Linked DNA regions of Homo sapiens: region 1 is linked to region 2. The links are chromatin loops, found by intact Hi-C in ENCODE. Cell type or tissue: heart right ventricle. All regions are shown on one strand.

Region 1 (2,500 bases), 390 kb after region 2:
TTCACTTGGCTGCCCCTTGGATCTTTCTTGCAAGTAGTAATGGCAGTGGGACTGGAAAATGCTGAGTTTTCTTATTTCTTTGAACTTCTGCAGGAAGCTCTGCTCCTCCTTCTGTGTGTGTGCAGCGAGTACCTCCTTGGTGAGGCCCAGCTTCTTGAAGGGCTCCTTCTCTTGGCTGAGACCACAGGCCAGGGCAGGGCCCGCCAGGCAGTCCAGGGATTCTGGCCCACTCGCAGCATCTTCCACCATCTCTGTAACACAAGAACCCAGGGCTCTGGTCCACACGTGCCCTGTTTATTATTTTAAGGCCACACTATATTCACGAACAAGACAAATCATTCACGTATAAAGTAATTTCATGATGCCTGTGGCATGAGGATGAGACTCACAGCGTTTTCATTTAGCTTTCTGAGAAAGTTCATGGCAAAAGGCAAGAAGCAGAGCAGGACAGCCCTGACAGCCAGGTGCTCAGGAACCTGGGGCTGAACAAACGGAAACGTGGGGAACCTTGGGCTTCAGCTCTGCTGCTGAAGATATCCCTCGGCTGTCCTTAGCTTTCAGAACACCAGAAACTTGGATCAACGTGCTGAGTCTTTCCGGGTTTGGGACCAGGCATGGTGATAGATGGGACCCTATGGGCCCATGGGGCAGACAGGACAAGGGACAGGCAGGGCCACTGACCATCCTGAAAGGGAGGGCTTGGGGACTGGATCTTGGACATACACTTTTTCCTTATCATTTCCCTCTTCTTAGTAAAGAACAAATTCAGGATTCATTTTAATCATAATATTCTAAAGAACAAGAACACTCAGCCACCAATGCGCTCATTGTAAATCTGTTTACCACCTGTACTGGCTCCTGTCCACAAACAGGGAGAGCTAACGGTCGCACCTTCTGCTGGGCAGAGGAAAGAACCCCAGGCCTGCCCAGGGAAGAGGGAGGTGGGGCCTCGCTCCCAGTGCTCTCCGCACCAATTAAAGGGGATAAGATCTTGCACCACAATCAACCCTCCTGCGTTGATGCCAGAACAGACAACTGCCACTGGAGGGCACCACAGGGCAGCAGAGACCTGGACAGGTTGCTGCCTGGGCCCTGGCTGGCCGCACTCCACCCTGCATTTTACGTAACTGGATTTCCTGAAACGCCCCCTATCGGGCTATGGTGGAGTTCTTCTGCACTTAGAAAAATTTAAGATGGCAAACTTCTTGTTTTCATGGTTAAAAATCAAACTGCTCTCTGATCCAAGAGCCCATAGTCATACCTAACTCCGGCTGCGGCTTCTTGTCTCCCACATGGACGATGGTGCTGCTGTAGCTGCACTGGCTGGTGAGCGACGCCACACTCTCTGCCTTGCCCGGCAGTGCCAGCGAGGTCAGGTGCGTACCTACTCCCGTGCGGCTGTTCACCCTGGAGGGCGGCTCTGCCTCTTCATGAGAGGAAGGGGGAACAAACATTAGTGTGTCATTACAATGCACTGTGCAGATGAGAAACCGACACCCAAGTGCCCATACAGCTTCCACACCAGGGTGCACACAACCCATCCCATCCCATCCCACAGATGCTCTGGCCCAGGCATGGGGTGATTTGTCCCCAATGTTTATTCATAGAAGAATAGTGGAAAAGAGAAAGTTCTGAAATGGGAGCAGTTACACACTTAAATCCTGAGGCCTCTGCAGGGAGGCGCAGCAGCTTGGCAGCTGCAGGGCACACTTGGTGAGGGGCTCTTGCCTGCAGCCAGGCAGCCCTTCTGCAGGCCTGTGGGGAGGGGCTTTCCGACAGTCAGGAGCCAACCATAATCCGGGATACCCTGTTTCTTTCTTTTTTCTTTTTTGAGATGGAGTCTCGCTCTGTCACCCAGGCTGGAGTGCAGTGATGCAATCTTGGCTCACTGCAACCTCCGCCTGCCAGGTACAAGCCATTCTCCTGCCTCAGCCTCCCAAGTAGCTGGGATTACAGGCATGCACCATGATGCCTGGCTAATTTTTGTATTTTTAGTAGAGATGGGGTTTCACCATGTTGGCCAGGCTGGTCTTGAACTCCTGACCTCAAGTGATCCACCCACCTCGGCCTCCCAAAGTGCTGGGATTACAGGCGTGAGCCACCGCGCCCAGCCGGGGTACCATTTCTAATCCTGGTGGTGAACATCAGCAACACTGACAGCGTTGTGTTAAGCAGCCTGGGATTTAATGTGATTTATGGGCCATGTTAACATTCAGGCCAAGGGCCCCTCTGAGACACACTGGAAAGAGGGCCTGCCCTAGACTGACAACTTGAGACCAGTGTGGCTGCATGAGGGGGTCAGCAGACGGCCCCTCAGTGTGGCCGCATGAAGGGGACCAGGAGATGTCCCTGCAGTGTGTCTGCATGAGGGGGGTCAGGGGACGGCCCCAGGCCTCCAGTAGCCCCACTGGCTTCCTGTTCTCAAAGCCAAGGCTCTGACAGAACCATCTTTGCCTCTAGTTCCTAAGAAGGGTGCTGACTTTTGAACTACTTTCATCAT
Region 2 (2,500 bases):
AATGCCGGGAAAGCGCTGCACCGTTTCTCCTGGAAACACCCATCTGCCACCTCACACACGGGACACACAGGGTCAGGACTCTCACACACGTGGGACACCCAGGGTCAGGACTCGGAGGGGGCAAAGGACAGGGGTGCAGAGCAGCCTGCTACAGTAGGGTGTCCTACACAACCCAGGGCAGCTCCCCCAGAGGATGATCCCACACCAAATGTCCATAGTGCCAGGGTGGGGCAGCCCTGCTGCATGTCAACCATGTAGACATGTGGTGCTACTTAAATGCAGCAGGAAATAAACAGGAGACCACGGAGCACAGCCCTGAGGAGCAGCGGCAGCACAGTCCAGAGGGCAGAGGGCAAGGACGGTTGTGCAAAGGCCCTGCTTTGGAAGTTCCTGGAAGCCTTTTTGACTGAAGCATGGTGGGGAAGAGGGCTTTGAGCCGAAGCTGGTGCTGGAGGAAAGACCCATTCTCTAAGCATTCAGATCTCATTCCTAGGGCAGTGGGAAAACCTTGAAGGACATTAAAGGGGGTGACAGGACAGAAGGTGTGGTTTAAAGGAGCCCTCAGCTGTGGCCCCCAGCATGGGCAGGAGGCCAGGCAAGGATAGGAGTGGGAGGGTTCCAGGGAGTCCTGGAGGCGAAAGTGATGGACTCCAGTCCCTGGGCCTGGATGCAGGAAGTGAGGCAGCGCTGAGGAATGAAGAACAGCACCTGGCAGAGCTCCTGGGGGAGTAGGGAGGGCAGGGCAGGGGAGAAGAGAGGAGAGGAGGGGAGGGGAGAGCAGGGGAGAGGAGAGGAGGGGAGGGCAGGGGAGAAGAGAGGAGGGGAGGGGAGGGCAGGGGAGTAGAGAGGAGAGTGCAGGGGAGGGGAGATGACACCCCAGGCCACAGCCAGGGCTGCCAGGAAACATGGGAGCCCCAGGCAAACTGGAATTTCAGATAAACAAGAAGCATAAGCCTGTCTCATACAGTATCGGGAACATGCCTCAAAAACCACCGTTTCTCTGAGATGCAGATTTCGCAGGGCCTCCTGTCATTTGCTGCACCTGGCAGCCCCGTCCTCAGCAGCCACATGGGGTTCAGCGTTCCCCTTGGATTCTGAGGGGTGATGGTACGTAGACAGGAGTCTATGCAAATCAAGGGTTCAGAAAGAGGTATGGCCAAGAGAGGTGTTTCTGGCGGCAGCAGGGCCTGGCCTATGTCAAATCCTTGCTTGGAGGGGTGACCGGTGAGAGTGGGTAGAAACAGGCCCAGGCTCCTTGTGAGAGGCCAGAGAGGACGGCCAGGGAGGACAGAGAAGGAAACGGGCCCCAGGCACCACTGGGCACCTTGACATGATTGGTGGTGGAGGGAGGCAGATGGCAGGGTCCTTTGCAGGAGAGGCAGCGGCGAAAGCTGCCCTTAGGAGGCAGCGAGGAGGTGAAACCAGAGAGCATGCCTGTGTAGGTTTCCTCCAGTGCCTTATGGTTCTAAACACACAAACCTTTGATGCATCTGGAATTTACCTTAATTTCCTAGCAATTTTTATCAATGGCTCAATATTTGGGGGATTTTCATGGTAATTGCACTGAATGTATTAACTGGTCAGGGAGGATTACATCAAGACCACCGGCTCGAGAAACAGCAGTCTGTTCCTCCACCCCCACGTCTGCATCCAGGCCCTTCCACAGAGATCTCATTTCTCCTGCAGATGACTCATTCAGTGTCTAGGAATCCGGTGCTCTGTGGCCACTACCGAGAGTGGGATATTTTCCCCCATTTTATTTTCTAGCTGGTCATCGCTGGGCTAAGAGGAAGCTCCTCTTCTGTGTGTTTCTTTTGTGACTGTTGTCACCCTGTGCCTGTTTTTTATTTTAGTTTTTTTGCTTCCTGCTTGGTTCTTCAGGCCAGTCATAAGGTCACCCGTAACCTAGGGTGGTCCTACCACCTCTTAACAATTTTCCCTGTTTTGTTCTCCAGTCGTACTGTGTTGGAGAGTGACTCACTGCTGAGTAGGGGAGTGACAGCAGCTGCCTTCCTTTGCTGCTGGCGATGGCAATACAAGTGACCCTTGAACAACGCAGGGGTGGGGCGCCGAACCCCCACATGGTCAGAAATTCGAGTGTAGCTCTTGACTCCCCCAAAGCTTAACGACAGCCTACTATTGAGCAGAGGCCTTACTGATAACATTATCTGTGAGTTAACCCATATTTTGTATGTTACATGTATGTATACTGTATTCTTTTTTTTTTTTCTTTTTTTGAGACTGAGTCTCCCTCTTTTGCCCAGGCTGTAGTACAGTGGTGCGATCTTGGCTCACCACAACCTCCAACTCCCGGGTTCAAGTGTTTCTCCTGCCTCAGCCTCCCCAGTAGCTCAGATTATAGGTGCCCGCTACCATGCCCGGCAAATTTTTGTATTTTTGGTAGAGACGGGGTTTCACTATCTTGGCCAGGCTGGTCTCAAACTCCCAACCTCAAGTGATCCATGCATCTTGGCTTCCCGAAGTGCTGGGATTACAGGCG

The links. Peaks named below come from ENCODE experiments on the same cell type or tissue, not always from the same donor. Only the 100,000 strongest peaks of a DNase experiment are listed, where the experiment ranks them.
Region 1: a loop joins it to region 2, with 2.6 times the contacts of the local background. A loop is called at or near these places in 82 of 110 quality-filtered maps.

Annotation. Positions count from the first base shown.
Region 1 is chr2:238,255,661-238,258,160 of GRCh38, forward strand. It overlaps PER2 (period circadian regulator 2), which reads right to left. Exons shown (of 23, transcript NM_022817.3): 17 at 1,262-1,426; 18 at 1-251. Among named protein-coding and RNA genes, the nearest start is that of HES6, 17 kb to the left of the region's middle. In heart right ventricle, CTCF peaks have their summits at 1,111 and 1,310; a DNase peak (open chromatin) is centred at 1,101.
Region 2 is chr2:237,864,510-237,867,009 of GRCh38, forward strand. The region is part of intron 1 of RAMP1 (receptor activity modifying protein 1); the gene reads left to right. Among named protein-coding and RNA genes, the nearest start is that of RAMP1, 6.1 kb to the left of the region's middle. In heart right ventricle, no CTCF peak of the experiment used is centred here; DNase peaks (open chromatin) are centred at 282, 632 and 1,202; H3K27ac peaks cover 2,067 bases.